Regions from separate parts of the Homo sapiens genome. Here region 1 is linked to region 2. A link is an interaction called in ENCODE POLR2A ChIA-PET data of the cell type or tissue named here. Cell type or tissue: MCF 10A. All regions are shown on one strand. Each heading gives the region's core, and the rest is flanking DNA. Links, peaks and the distances in the headings are about the cores only. Region 1 has its middle 49 kb from the start of PRDM2. Region 2 has its middle 41 kb from the start of PRAMEF20.

Region 1 (7,503 bases), core at 1,360-6,359, 200 kb after region 2:
AGATGGGGTTTTTTAGTGGACATGTTGGTCAAGCTGGTCTTGAACTCCTGATCTCAAGTGGTCTGCCCACCTTGACCTCCCAAAGTGCTGGGATTACAGGCATGAGCCACCATGACCAGCCAATGATTGACTTTTAAAAACATTTTATTGGCCAGGCGTGGTGGCTCATGCCTGTAATCCCAGCACTTTGGGAGGCCGAGGCAGGAGGATCACAAGGTCAGGAGATCGAGACCATCCTGGCCAACATGGTGAAACCCTGTCTCTACTAAAATACAAAAAAAAAAAAAAAAATTAGCCAAGTGTGTGCCTGTAGTCCCAGCTACTCAGGAGGCTGAGGCAGGGGAATCGCTTGAACCTGGGAGGCAGAGGTTGCCATGAGCCAAGATCGCACCACTGCATTCCAGCCTGGTGACAGAGCGAGACTCTGTCTCAAAAAAAAAAAAAAAATTTTATTATAAACATTTTCATCACAAAAATATAGTAAATAGGATAATTAACCCCTATAGACCCATTCCTCAAATTGAACAATTTCATTGTTTTGATTTTCATCACACTTGCTGGATCTAACCATTCTTTATCTCTTTCTCTTTCCGTGCCTTTCTCTCTTTGTTTTCTTAGTTCGTCATTTAAGGCGTATCTTTGACACCATGTCACTTCACCTCAAAATATTTATGCCTTTGTTTTTTTAAATTGCTTTTAAAATTTTTTATTTCAGGTTTGGGGGTACATGTGAAGGTTTGTTGTATAGGTAAACTCGTGTCATGAGGGTTCGTCGTACAGATTATTTCATCACTCAGGTATTAAATCTAGTACCCAATAGTTATTTTCTTCCTTCAAGTAGACCACAGTGTCTGTTGTTCTCTTCTTTGTGTTCATGAGTTCTCATCATTAAGCTCTCACTTGTGAGAACATGTGGTATTTGGTTTTCTGTTCCTGCATTAGTTTGCTAGGGATAATAGCCTCCAGCTCCAGCCATGTTCCCACAAAAGACATGATCTCATTCTTTTTTATGGCTGCATAGTATTCCATTCACCTCAAAATATTTCTAAAAAATAAGGCCATTTCTCATATCATTATCATGTCTAACTTACATTAAAAAAATCCTAAATAAGAATGATTAGTCAGTTTATACTCAAATTCCTCCACTCATTGCATTTGATTATTATGGCTCTTAAGTCTTTTTATAACCAAGAGCATCCCCCACTTCTTCTGCCCCCTGTTTTCCTTATGTCCTTGACTTGTTTTGAAAATTGGATCCGTTTTGCTGTAGAATGTCCCACATTCTGCATTTGTTTGATTACTTTAACTTGCTAGTTTGGCCCTTGTTTCTCCCATAATCTGAAAGTGAGGTCTAAAGGCTGAATTCAATTTGGTTCAACCTCTTCGACAAGCGCATGTCATGAAAAAAATCCTATTTATGCATCCAACAGTGCATAATCTGGTGCATACATTTAGTGAGGTGAGATGAGTCATTTGGTTCAGGTGGTGACAGTCTGATCCTTCCACTGTAAATTTCCCTGTCCACCATTTTCCATTAGGTTTTGCATTAATCTCATCTCTGGACCTATTATTCAATAAGGGCTTGAAAAAGATGATTTTTTTTTTTTTTTGAGACGGAGTCTCGCTCTGTCGCCCAGGCTGGAGTGCGATGGCACGATCTCGGCTCACTGCAAGCTCCGCCTCCCGGTTTCACGCCATCCTCCCGCCTCGGCCTCCCCAGTAGCTGGGACTACAGACGGCCGCCACCATGCCCAGCTAATTTTTCTGTATTTTTAGTAGAGACGGGGTTTCACCGTGTTAGCCAGGATGGTCTCGATCTCCTGACCTCGTCATCCGCCTGCCTCGGCCTCCCAAAGTGCTGGGATTACAGGCGTGAGCCACCGCGCCCGGCCAAAAAGATGATTTTTAACCATTTTTGTTCTATTATTCCTTCTAAGTATATTAGCTGGAATTCTCCGGTAAAGAAGAACTTTCCCTGATCAAGTAGACCTTTTTAGTAACCTGGAAATACAGTTCAGATGTAACAGGCAGGATAAATGTTAAATTCTTTTTCTTAAATTACCAGTTCTCAGAGTAAGGAGTTGGTTCCCTAGCTTCCTTCAATAGAGCCCTGTGATTTTTTTTTTTTTTTAGCTGCTATTGTTTCTGTCTCTGTTTCAATTTCTTTCTCAATCTCACCTCAGTTAGCATTATAAATATATTGATTTTTTATATACTTGCTATGTTTTAGTCAATTATGGTCATTCTTCTTTTTGATGCTCTAATTATTTTATCTTAGGCCAGGGGAGCCTCACAAATTGGCTTTTTGATGTGACTCCCATTAATCTTTGATATCATCCTTGCTTTCTAGTACAAGAAGCCCCAGGACCAACTCATACTTTGCCTGCCTCCAGTTTGTGCTTAGCCATTTCTCTAAGGAGCCCCGGCTTGTTTTAGTGGGGAATGGTGTATTCATCACTGTTGTTATTGCTTCTGTTGACTAACCTAGGAAATGAACATTTTTAAAGCCTCAAAAGTTAATAATAATTTCTCCATTTCAAATCTGACATCATTAAGTTTTGACTGAACTTTTTTTTTTTTTTTTTTTTGAGATGGAGTTTCACTCTTGTCGCCCAGGCTGGAGTGCAATGACATGGCCTCGGCTCCCTGCAACCTCTGCCTCCCCGGTTCAAGCCATTCTCCTGCCTCAGCCTCCGAGTTCCTGGGATTACCGGTGCCTGCCACCACGCCCAACTAATTTTTGTAATTTTAGTAGAGATGGGGTTTCATCATGTTGGCCAGGCTGGTCTTGAACCCCTGACCTCAGGTGATTTGCCTGCCTTGGCCTCCCAAAGTGCTGGGATTACAGGCGTGAGCCACCATGCCCGGTTTGACTGAACTTCTTTAATTTTATATGTATGTGTCTTTTCTGTTACACACACAAAAATCTTGATTTCTAGCAATAGTTTTTATTGCTGTAATAATGAATTAATCTTCAAAACATATATAATAATTCCAAAATTATAGTACCAACATTGCTACTAACAGAAAGACTACTGAATGAAGTTTACATATTTTTGCAGTTCTTTTTTTTTGACCTTAGAATACATTCTACTAATGATGTACAGTCCAAATGGAGCATCCAAAAGTAACTTGAACTAGCTCTTTTATCTTTGTGGTACACCGTCAATCTGATACATAATTTAGTACCTATTTTGGTTCATTTTCAAATTTTAGGAAATGCTTTATTTCCTATCTTTTGATTTGATTTAATTTTTGAATATATGAAATATTTAAATGATTTCAAAGTCAAAGCTTTAGAGCAAGATACATTCAGAGAGGTCTCATTTCCATTACTGTTTCTGCCTCTCACTCTTTCCTGCCTTCTCCCAATATTTCTCCCACTGGTTTATCCTTCTTGTGTGTTCATTTGAAACTATGAGCAAATTGTGTGTGTGTGTACATATGTGTGTATTTCCCCTCTTTTTTACTGACAAGGTGGTGCACTGTTTTGCAGGTGATATTTTATTTCCTTTTACTGATATACTCTTTTTATTCTTTTATTTATTTATTTTTTGTTTTTGAGGCAGAGTCTCGCTCTGTTACCCAGGCTAGAGTGCAATGGCGCAGTCTCTGCTTACTGCAACCTCTGCCCCCTGGTTTCAAGCGATTCTCCTGCCTCAGCCTCCTGAATAGCTGGGACTACAGGTGTGTGCCACCATGCCTAGCTAATTTTTGTGTTTTTCGTAGAGACGGGTTTCATCATGTTGGCCAGGCTGGTCTTCAACTCCTGACCTCAGGTGATCCACTGGCCTCGGCCTCCCAAAGTGCTGGGATTACAGGCTTGAGTCACCGCTCCTGGCCTTACTGACATATTCTGGATATCACTCCACATCAATGTCTATACGGATTTCTTCTTTATTTTTTATAGCTTCATTGTGCTCCATTATGTAAATTGTTTTATACTTTAGTCAACCATTTCTTACTGATGGATGTTTGGGTGGTTTCTAATCTTTCGTCATTACAAATAATGCTGGAATGTATAATACAAATATGTCACTTTCTTGTGGTTTGTTTGTTTGCAAATGTATCACCGGATTAAAGTCCTAGAAATAGGATTGCCACATCAAAGGATAAATGCATATGGAATTTTGCCAGATATTGCCAAATTCTCCTCTAGAGAGTTTATATTATTTTGTATTACCACTAACAATGTATGAGGGTTCCTATTTCCTCCACAGCCTCACTCCAGGCATCTGATGTCAAAGTTTTGAATTTTTGTCAGTCTGTTAGAGTCTGAAAGAGTGTCTTAATGTAATTTTCTCATTTCTCCTATGAGTGAGGCTGAGTACCTTTTCATATCTTTAAAGATAATTTGCTTTCCATTTTCTGTGAATTACAACTTCCATCCCTTTAAAAAAAATCAGTCTTTTCTCAACTTTTAGGAACCCTCTCTATAAATTCTTTAACATAAGTGGCAAATATTTTCCCGGTTTATGATTTGTCTTTTGGCTTTGCCTATAGTATTTTGACTATTCAGAAGACTTTGCTGTTGTTATTGTTGGGTAGTTCAATTTACAATCTTTTAAAAAATTCCTTCTGGATTTCAAGTCATTGTAAGATTTTTTTCCACTCCTAGACTACAAATGACCTTTTTTCCTGCTATTATGGAATTTAATTGATAACATTTAGGTCTTTGGTCCGAAAATCATCTTGACTTGCTGTGTGATTGATAATTTTTTTCCTTTTTTCTAAAAATCTATGATTGATTGTGCTTTTGGTTCAGTTAATTAAAAGGATTGATATTCAGATCATTAATATCTTTAGTGAGAGTGAAATATTATCTTTTTCAAACTTTCAGCACATTATGATTGACAGGCTAACACTGAAGAATTTTCTAAAGGTCACAAGTCAACATCATAGGAAATTGTTGCTACTTTCTTTCAGCCCTGTTGTTTTGGAGTTCCCTAACTACACCACTCACATTCCTCTCTCCATATCAGTGTGGTATGTAATGTTATACAGGAAACCAGGAAGAGTATATTCATGATTTTTTTGTGTGGTTATCTTTCTACCCCACCACTAATGCCTACTTATATGATTGACATTTAAAGAGTGAGTCAAGCTGACAAGACTGTGTGCTTCCTCTCCATTTCTTTTTTTATTTTATTTTATTTTTTGAGTAGGAGTCTCACTCTGTCACCCAGGCTGGAGTGCAATGGCGCAATCTCAGCTCACCGCAACCTTTGCCTCCTGGGTTCAAGCAATTCTCCTGCCTCAACCTCCCGAGTAGCTGGGATAACAGGCGCCCATCACCCCGCCCAGCTAATTTTTGTGTTTTTAGTAGAAACAGAGTTTCACCATATTGGCCAGGCTGGTCTTGAACTCCTGACCTTGTGATCCGCCTTCCTCAGCCTCCCAAAGTGCTGGGATTACAGGCGTGAGCCACCACGCCCAACTGCTCTCTCCATTTCTGATGCATATTATACACCAGATATTGTGAGGGATAGGAGAATCTAACACATGCTGTTGACAAAAACAATAACTCACATGCATCACAAAACACTGCCCATCAGAACACCCTCTGTCTCTGATCGCCACCAGAGAGAACCACTCTAAGTAACTCTTAGAAATGCCATAGCTGACACTTTAGGTCAACTAATTATGCACATTGCAAATAATGATATCTCTGACCTACTTTAATAATTTTTAAAGCAGAATGTATAATGACAATAGTATAATAAAACAAAACTCAATTTGTGAAAATGTCTTAAGTATTTTGAAGGGTAATAATATACACGCAGCTCAAACAGAAATGGAATTATCAGGATATTTTTACCAACAGATAAACCATTTCTTCTGTGATTTTTGATCATAAAATCTTCTATCTTTCACTTGTTGAAGATAACAGAAGTGGCCAAAAGGTAGTAGAATGTAAACTTCTGTATTTTTTTCTCTTCAGTAATGGTGAAATACTTACAATGCTCCAAAGCTATAGCAGTATTTTCATTGACCTCTGTAAAGTGGCTGACTGTAGCCATGGGCTCAAAGGAACTGCACCAGACCAAGAAAGAATCAAAAGTTTGACTTTAGCCTAATTAGTGGTATACTCTAGTCAACCAAACCAGCTATATTCTAACTGGAATTACAGTTAAGCAACTATTATCTATTACCAGGAAACTGATCACTATTTAAATGTCAATGAAATCATAAGTAGGCATTAGTGGTGGGGTAGAAAGATAACCACACAAAAAAAATCATGAAGAAGAAAATAATAATAAAGAACAGAAATAAGAGGTAATAACTATACATTAGAGAGAATCAATAAAGCCAAAAAGTTACTTCTTTGACATTATAACATTGACAAACTGCTGTGATTCAAATCAGAGACAGAATTCACAAGTCATTAATGCCAGGAATGAAAAAAGGGGTATCATTATAGGTGCCACAGTCATTCAAAAGAAAATAAAACATTATCAAAAACTATATGACAATAAATTTGAAAATTTAAACCTAATGGACAAATTCTCATGAAAAATGACTTAGCAAAACTGATTTCAGAAGAAATAAAACACCTAAAAAGTTCTAAAGTTTCCTCAATAGGGTAAGTCTAACCCTACTGAAGAAACTGAATTGGTAATTTCAAAAGATTTCCATTAAAATTCCAGCCAGCCTCCATATGGTGGCTCACACCTACGATCCCAGCACTTTGGGAGGCCGAGGCAGGAGGATCACTTGAGCCCAGTAGTTCAAGACCAGCCTGGGCAATATAGTGAGACCTCATCTCTATAATTTTTTTTTTTTTTTGAGACGGAATTTTGCTCTTGTTGCCTAGGCTGGAGTGCAATGGCGTGATCTCAGCTCACCGCAACCTCCACCTCCTGGGTTCAAGTGATTCTTCTGCATCAGCCTCCTGAGTAGCTGGGATTACAGGCAGGCACCACTGCACCTTGCTAATTTTGTATTTTTAGTAGAGACAGGGTTTCTCCATGTTGGTCAGGCTGTTCTCTAACTCCCGACCTCAGGTGATCCACCCGCCTCAGCCTCCCAAAGTGCTGGGATTACAGGCATGAGCCACCAGGCCCGGCCAATTTTTTTTTTTTTTTTTTTCTTTTTGAGACGTAGTCTTGCTCTGTAGCCCAGGCTGGAGTGCAGTGGCGTGATCTCAGCTCACTGCAACTTCTGCCTCCTGGGTTCAAGCAATTCTCCTGCCTCAGCCTCCCGAGTAGCTGGGATTACGGGCATCCGCCACCATGCCCAGGTAATTTTTTTTGTATTTTTAGTAGAGATGGGGTTTCACCGTGTTAGCCAGGATGGTTTTCATCTCCTGACCTCGTGATCAGCCCGCCTCGGCCTCCCAAAGTGCTGGGACTACAGGCGTGAGCCACCGGGCCTGGCCCAATATTTTTAAAATGAAGCAGGAGGATCGCTTGAGCATGGGAAGTTGAGGCTGCAATGAGCAGCGAGCACCACTGCAATCTCACATGGGTAACCAAGCGAAATCCTGCCTCAAAAGAAAAAAGA
Region 2 (7,503 bases), core at 1,496-6,495:
CCAGCCTGACCAACATGGAGAAACCCTATCTCAAAAATACAAAAATTAGGCCAGGGGCGGTGGCTCACACCTGTAATCCCAGCACTTTGGGAGGCCGAGGTGGGAGGATCACGAGGTCAGGAGATCGAGACCATCCTGGGTAACACAGTGAAACTCCGTCTCTACTAAACATATAAAACATTAGCCGGTGGGCACCTGTAGTCCCAGTTACTCAGGAGGCTGAGGCAGGAGAATGGCATGAACCCAGGAGGCAGAGCTTGCAGTGAGCCGAGATCGCGCTACTGCACTCCAGCCTGGGTGACAGAGTGAGACTCCGTCTCAAAAAAAAAAAAAAGTACAAAAATTAGCCAGGCGTGGTGGTGCATGCCTGTAATCCCAGGTACTTAGGAGGCTGAGGCAGGAGAATCGCTCAAACCCAGGAGGCGGAGGTTGCAGTGAGCTGAGATCGTGCCATTGCACTCCAGCCTGGGCAACAAGAGCAAAATTCTGTCTCAAAAAAAAAAAAAAAAATCTGTAACATGTAGTTTCCTAAAACAAACATTCATAGATTGTAAGTCACAGTCCTTACATCTATCATTATTATAAGAAAGAGGTTCAATTTTCACTATTATAAGAAAGAGTTTCCCCTCTTGGTGAATAGACAACATACAGAGTAAACTTAGATTTAACATAAATATGAAATGGTAACTGGAATGCACAGACTTGCTGATCTTCTCCACAAAAGCAAACTGTTCACTGAGTCCTTTGCATTCTCAAAATCAGCGTATTATGTTCTCTTGAGTGTCCTGCTACAGTAATCTCTAATCATAATTTATATTCATGCTAAATTCAAGATACATGGGTCTTGTCATTTTTTAATTCTATAGTGTAAAGCACAAACTTTTTTTTTTTTTTTTTTTTTGAGATGGAGTCTTGCTCTGTTCCCCAGGCTGGAGTGTAGTGGTATGATCTCAGCTCACTGCGACCTCTGCCTCCCAGGTTTAAGCAATTCTCCCTGCCTCAGCCTCCCAAGTAGCTGGGATTACAGGCACCTGCCACCATGCCCAGCTAATTTTTTGTATTTTTATTAGAGACAGGGTTTCGCCATGTTGGCCAGGCTGTTCTCGAACTCCTGACCTCAGGTGATCTACCCACCTCAGCCTCCCAAAATGCTAGGATTACAGGTGTGAGCCACCACGCCTGGCCTTTTCTTTTCTTTTTTTTTTTTTTCTGAGATGAAGTCTCTCTCTGTCACCCAGGCTGAAGTGCAGTAGCGCAATCTTGGCTCACTGGAACCTCCACCTCCCAGGTTCAAGCAATTCTTCTGCCTCAGCCTCCTGAGTAACTAGGATTATGGGCGCATGCCACCAGGCCTGGCTAATTTTTGTATTTTTAGTACAGACGGGGTTTCACCATGTTGGCCAGGCTGGTCTCCAATTCCTGACCTCAGGTGATCCACTCGCCTCGGCCTCCCAAAGTGCTGGAGATTATAGGCGTGAGCCACTGTGTCCGGCCCAAACTTTCTTTTTACTAGTTTAGGCAAATGACTATTTCAAGGCAGTTACATTGTGGGCATTTAATAAATATTTTGGACTGAATCAATGAGTGATTGAATGAATGAACACATATGAGAATCGAGAGGTAGTTTCGACTAAAGCTTGAAGAAGGGAATTTGAAAGCTTTTTGCAAAGAGGAAAAGGACTGTTGATTTTAAGGGCTAACCTGGTCCAATGAATACATCCCTGATCCAGCATCTTGGATTTTCAGAGCCAGGATCTCTTCTGCACAAAGCATTTGAAGAGTATCTAGTGCCTATCCATGTATGTTTATTGCGGCACTATTCACAATAGCAAAGACTTGGAACCAACCCAAATGTCCAACAATGATAGACTGAATTAAAAAAATGTGGCACATATACACCGTGGAATACTATGCAGCCATAAAAAATGATGAGTTCATGTCCTTTGTAGGGGCATGGATGAAGCTGGAAACAATCATTCTCAGCAAACTATCACAAGGACAAAAAATCAAACACCGCATGTTCTCACTCATAGGTGGGAATCGAACAATGAGAACACATGGACACAGGAAGGGGAACATCACACATCGGGGCCTGTTGTGGGGTGGAGGGAGGGGGGAGGGATAGCATTTGGAGATATACCTAATGTTAAATGACGAGTTACTGGGTGCAGCACACCAATATGGCACATGGATACATATGTAACTAACCTGCACGTTGTGCACATGTACCCTAAAACTTAAAGTATAATAATAATAATAATAATAATAATAAAAGAGTATCTAGTACCTATCACCGTTCATTCTCATGACTGCCTTAGGTGAACATATACTTTCAAGACCTCACTTCCATCTCAGAGCAAGCTGCAGGGGTCACCCCGAGGGTCTAGGCTGGATACTGGCCCTGTATCTGCCAGTTGTCATAAATTAGAGCTCTGGTCACCCTCTGAACAGAGAGCAAAGAAGCCACCAACATCACGTCTGTCACCCTGGCGCTCGGAGCTGTCATAACTGCCAGCCAGTGTGACTCAGGCATGACCATATTCTCAGGTGTAACAAATCCCCCAGGATGAGGCGTGGCTTTCAGCAAGAGCCAGAGAAGAGGCAATGCAGAAGGAGCTACACACGGGGCTCAAAGCCAGAGCAACAGAAGTCCGTGGTCAAGAAACACCCTTTGCCCTTTGTCTGACTGATTATACAGTTTGGAGCTCTGTAGACTCTTCCAAAGATACCCTAACCCCCAAAAGGGGGTTGCAGATCTCATTGTAACAATAATATTTAATATCTAAACAGTTATTTCTTTTTTCCTTTCCTTTTTTTTTTTTTTTTTTTGTTTTGAGATGGAGTTTCACTCTTGTTGCCCAGGCTGGAGTGCAATGGCATGATCTCAGCTCACTGAAACCTCTGCCTCCCGGGTTCAAGCGATTCTCCTGCCTCAGTCTCCTGAGTAGCTGGGAGTACAGGCATGTGCCGCCACACCCAGCTAATTTTGTGTTTTTTTGTAGAGACAAGGTTTCTCCATGTTGGTCAGGCTGGTCTCAAACTTCTGACCTCAGGTGATCTCCCACCTTGGCCTCCCAAAGTGCTGGGATTACAAGTGTGAGCCACCACGCCCAGCCTCTAAACAGTTGTTTCTAAGGAAGAAAGGATTTGACATTCTTGCCTTGGGCAAGTTTCTCAACTTCTCTCTGCCTGTTTCCTCAACTGTAAAATATGGAAAATAGAGTAATCCACCTTGTAGGGTTGTTGTGAGCATTAAATGAACAAATGTGCACACAGCACTTAGAGCAATGCATGCTCAATGCACAGTAGGCGTTATCTGTTATTGTGTGTGTGTGTGTACAGAAAAATTGGAACACAATTATTGTTATTATGAGACAAGATATCCCTTTGTCACCCAGGCTAGAGTGCAATAGCACAAACACGGTTTACTGCAACCTCAACCTCCCAGGCTCAAGCGATCCTCCTGCCTCAGCCTCCCAAGTAGCTAGGACTACAGATGTGTGCCACCCTGCCTAGCTAATATTATAATATGATTTCTGTTTTGAGGCTCAGGAAAGAGTCTTGTGGTTCCCTATCATTTTACAGCCATCTTGCTGAGTTAGGCAGAGTGGGAAGAACGCATGATCTTTTCTTCACAGTTGAGGAAACTGGCTATATTAGTGGCATCGGTATCTCCTGTTCCTCCCCTCCCCGTCTCTCAAGGAGTCTGGAGCCACAGTGTCTGCAAAATTCTGTTGGTGTTCTCCCTGCTGCCGACCTCTGGGAGGCAGTGATCTCACTAAGAAGAAAAAGAACCTCAATGTCCAGCAAAGAAATCTCCGAGTTGGCTACCAAAGAACCAAACAAAGAAATCCTAGTGTGAACACTTTCAGGGCCAGATGGTGGTGGCAGTTTTCCAATCTGAGATTATTGGAGTATAAACCCCTAGGCTCCTCCAGCAACTCAGATAGGGAGTTGGCTCAGACAGTTCCTCCTGTTGGCAATGTTCCTACTGAGTAAATGTGAACTCCGTGACCTTGCCCTTACTCCACAGAATTAATGGGTGATGATTCTTTTCTGTGCATTGACTAAGTAAGCCTTAGCTCCCATCTTTCAGATGGCCACACTGAGGCCTGGTGCGATGAAGGCCAGACAACTTTGCTTTTCAATCTGATCAGGGTTACCAAATTCAAATTCAAAATATCAGTTCCAAATTTGATTCACTTCATATCCAGTAAAGCCACAATGAGTATAAGTATGTCTTAAATATTGGAGGAGATATACTGAAAAGTTAGTAGTTATTTTTTTTTTTGAGACGGAGTCTCAGTTCACTGCAAGCTCCACCTCCCAAGGTTCACACCATTCTCCTGCCTCAGCCTCCCAAGTAGCTGGGACTACAGGTGTCCACCACCATACCCAGCTAATTTTTTGTATTTTTAGTAGAGATGGGGTTTCACCGTGTTAGCCAGGATGGTCTCGATCTCCTGACCTCGTGATCCACCCACCTTGGCCTCCCAGAGTGCTGGGATTACAGGTGTGAGCCACCGCGCCTGGCTCTTTTTTGTTTTGTTTTGTTTTTGAGATGGAGTTTCGCTCTTGTTGCCCAAGCTACAGTGCAATGGCGCAATCTCAGCTTAATGCAACCTCCTCCCCCGAGGTTCAAGCGATTCTCCTGCCTCAGCCTCCCAAGTAGCTGGGTTTACAGGTGCATGCCACCACGCCCGACTAATTTTTTGTATTTTTAGTAGAAATGGGGTTTCACCATGTTAGCCAGGCTGGTCTCGAACTCCTGACCTCAGATGTTCCACCTCCCACAGCCCCCCAAAGTGCTGGAAGTACAGGTGTGAGCCACCGAGCCCGGCCAAAAATTATAATTCTTTCTTTTTTTTTTTTGAGACAGAGTCTCGCTCTGTCACCCAGGCTGGAGTGCAGTGGCGCAATCTCAGCTCACTGCAACCTCCGTCTCCCAGGTTCACGCCATTCTCCTGCCTCAGCCTCCCGAGTAGCTGGGAGTACAGGCACCGGCCACCACACCTGGATAATTTTTTGTATTTTTAGTAGAGATGGGGTTTCACCGTGTTAGCCAGGATGGTCTTGATCTCCTGACCTCATGATCCGCCCGCCTCAGCCTCCCAAAGGGCTAGGATTACAGGCCTGAGCCACCGCGCCCGGCCAAAATTATAATTCTTTAACTAAAATTTAAATTGAATGGGGAGTTGTGTCTTTTATCTGGAAACTCTACGTCTACTGTACTTCCATTAAGCTGGTTGTTTTAGACAGTAGAACAAAAAGAAAGATACTGGAAGGTGCTAGGCCAGTGTGTGAGCTCTGAGTTTAATCTACCTGGGTTTAAATTCTAGATTGATAGCTAGGGATGGTGGCTCATGCCTGTAATCCCAGCACTTTGGGAGGCTGAGGCAGGTGGATCACTTGAGGTAGGAGTTCGAGACCACCCTAGCCAACATGGCAAAACCCCAGCTCTACTAAAAATACAAAATTTGGCCAGGCGTGGTGGTGTGTGCCTGTAATCCCAGCTACTTGGGAGGCTGAGGCAGGAGAATCACTTGAACCTGGGAGGTGGAGGTTGTAGTGAGTCAAGATCGTGCCACTGGACTCCAGCCTGGGGGACAGAGCAAGAGTCTGTCTCAAAAAAAAAAAAAAAATCTAGATTTACCCTTTTCTAGCTTTGTGACACTGGATGAGTTATTTATCCTCTCTGCGTCTCTTGTGTAAAATGGAAATAATAATTGTACTTTCAGGGCTTTGTGGCAAATTAAATAATACCCATAATGCATATAGTAGGCACTTGACCGGTGATATTATTATTATTATTTCTAGTACTGGGTAAGCTAGGAATATTATGTAACTATGCCTGGGGTTCAGCTTCACTTCCAATCTTCCCTTAGTTTTCGTTGTCATTTGCTAACAATCCCAGACCCCTCACACACAGGCACAGAGGGCAATGACCTCATTAGGACTATGTTCAATAATGTCCTAAATCAAGCTTGTCCAACCTGTGGCCCACGGGCCACATGGGGCTCAGGATGGCTTTGAATGTGGCCCAACACAAATTTGTAAACTTTCTTAAAATATTATGAGATTTTTTTGTGAGTTTTTTTTTTTAGCTCATCAGCTATGATTAGTGTATTTAATTTAATTTTATTTATTTATTTATTTATTTGAGATGGAGTCTCACACTGTTGCCCAGGCTGGAGTGCAGTGGCACAATCCCGGCGCACTGCAACCTCTGCCTCCTGGGTTCAAGCGATTTCCAGCTAATTTTTGTATTTTTAGTAGAGATGGGTTTCACCATGTTGGCCAGGCTGGTCTCTCAAACTCCTGACCTTAAGTGATTCACCTGCCTCGGCCTCCCAAAGTGCTAGGATTACAGGCATGAGCCACTGTGCCCAGCCATTAGTGTATTTTATATGTGGCCCAAGATAATTCTTCCTCTATTGTGGCCCAAGGAAGCCGAAAGACTAGACACCCCTGTTATAAGGCTAAACCCCATACCCAGTCTTGGAGTAACAAAAGCAGCTCAGGGCTGGTAGATGGGAGACCTCAGAAGAGATTTCTAGATGCCTCTCAATACCCATTCTCCCCTTCTTCCCAGTTGAAAAACAACGATAACATTTCAGCTAGTCACATTACTCCCCAGCTAAATGACATTTCCCAGCCTCCCTTAAAGGAGTTATGGCCTGAAGGCCAAGTTCAAAACAGTAAGAAACAAACCCAAGTGTTGTGTGGAACTTTGGGGAAGTCTTCTTTTTTAAAAAATTTAATTAATTACTTTATTTATTAGTTATTATTATTTGTGGGGGGAGATGGAGTCTCACTCTGTCACCCAGGCTGGAGTGCAGGGGCATGATCTTGGCCCACTGCAACCTCTGCCCCCTGGGTTCAAGTGATTCTCCTGCCTCAGCCTCCATAGTAGCTGGGATTACAGGTGCCTGCTACCACGCCCAGCTAATTTTTGTATCTTTAATAGAGACAGGGTTTCACTATGTTGGCCAGGCTGGTCTCCAACTCCTGCCCTCAGGTGATCCGCCCACCTCAGCCTCCCAAAGTGCTGGGATTACAGGCGTGAGCCACTGGAATTCCTCTTAAAAGGGAGTGGGGATGCCCTCCCCCTTTCCCTTCAGTTCTTTCTTCTTGCTGGCTAGGATGGTGAAGTGATGACCAGAGTACAAGCAGCCGTCTTGGACCATGAGGTTCCTGGAAGCCAGAGCCACAGTGAAAAAAAGCCTGGGCTCCTAGAATTGTGGAGTGGCCAACAAGTCCTCTACTGACCACCCAGTCTGAGAGAGAAATAAGCTTCTATCCCGTTCAAGCCACTGTTATATTTTGTTGTTGTTGTTGTTTACTTGTCTGTTGTTATTTGTAGCCAGATTCAATCCTGAGTAATACACAGGGGTTTTCCTCCTGCTTCGCCATTAGCCAGCTTTATTTCTTTCTTTCTTTATTTTGAGACAGGGTCTCACTCTGTTGCTCAGACTGGAGTGCAGTGGCTCAATCTCAGCTCAC

The links. Peaks named below come from ENCODE experiments on the same cell type or tissue, not always from the same donor. Only the 100,000 strongest peaks of a DNase experiment are listed, where the experiment ranks them.
Region 1: POLR2A ChIA-PET joins it to region 2 with 5 read pairs; 3 of 35 experiments call an interaction of 5 or more read pairs at or near these places.

The regions. Positions count from the first base shown.
Region 1 is chr1:13,647,429-13,654,931 of GRCh38, forward strand. No RefSeq gene overlaps it. Among named protein-coding and RNA genes, the nearest start is that of PRDM2, 49 kb to the right of the region's middle. In MCF 10A, for the core only: no CTCF peak of the experiment used is centred there; a DNase peak (open chromatin) is centred at 4,113.
Region 2 is chr1:13,447,860-13,455,362 of GRCh38, forward strand. No RefSeq gene overlaps it. Among named protein-coding and RNA genes, the nearest start is that of PRAMEF20, 41 kb to the left of the region's middle. In MCF 10A, for the core only: no CTCF peak of the experiment used is centred there; a DNase peak (open chromatin) is centred at 3,952.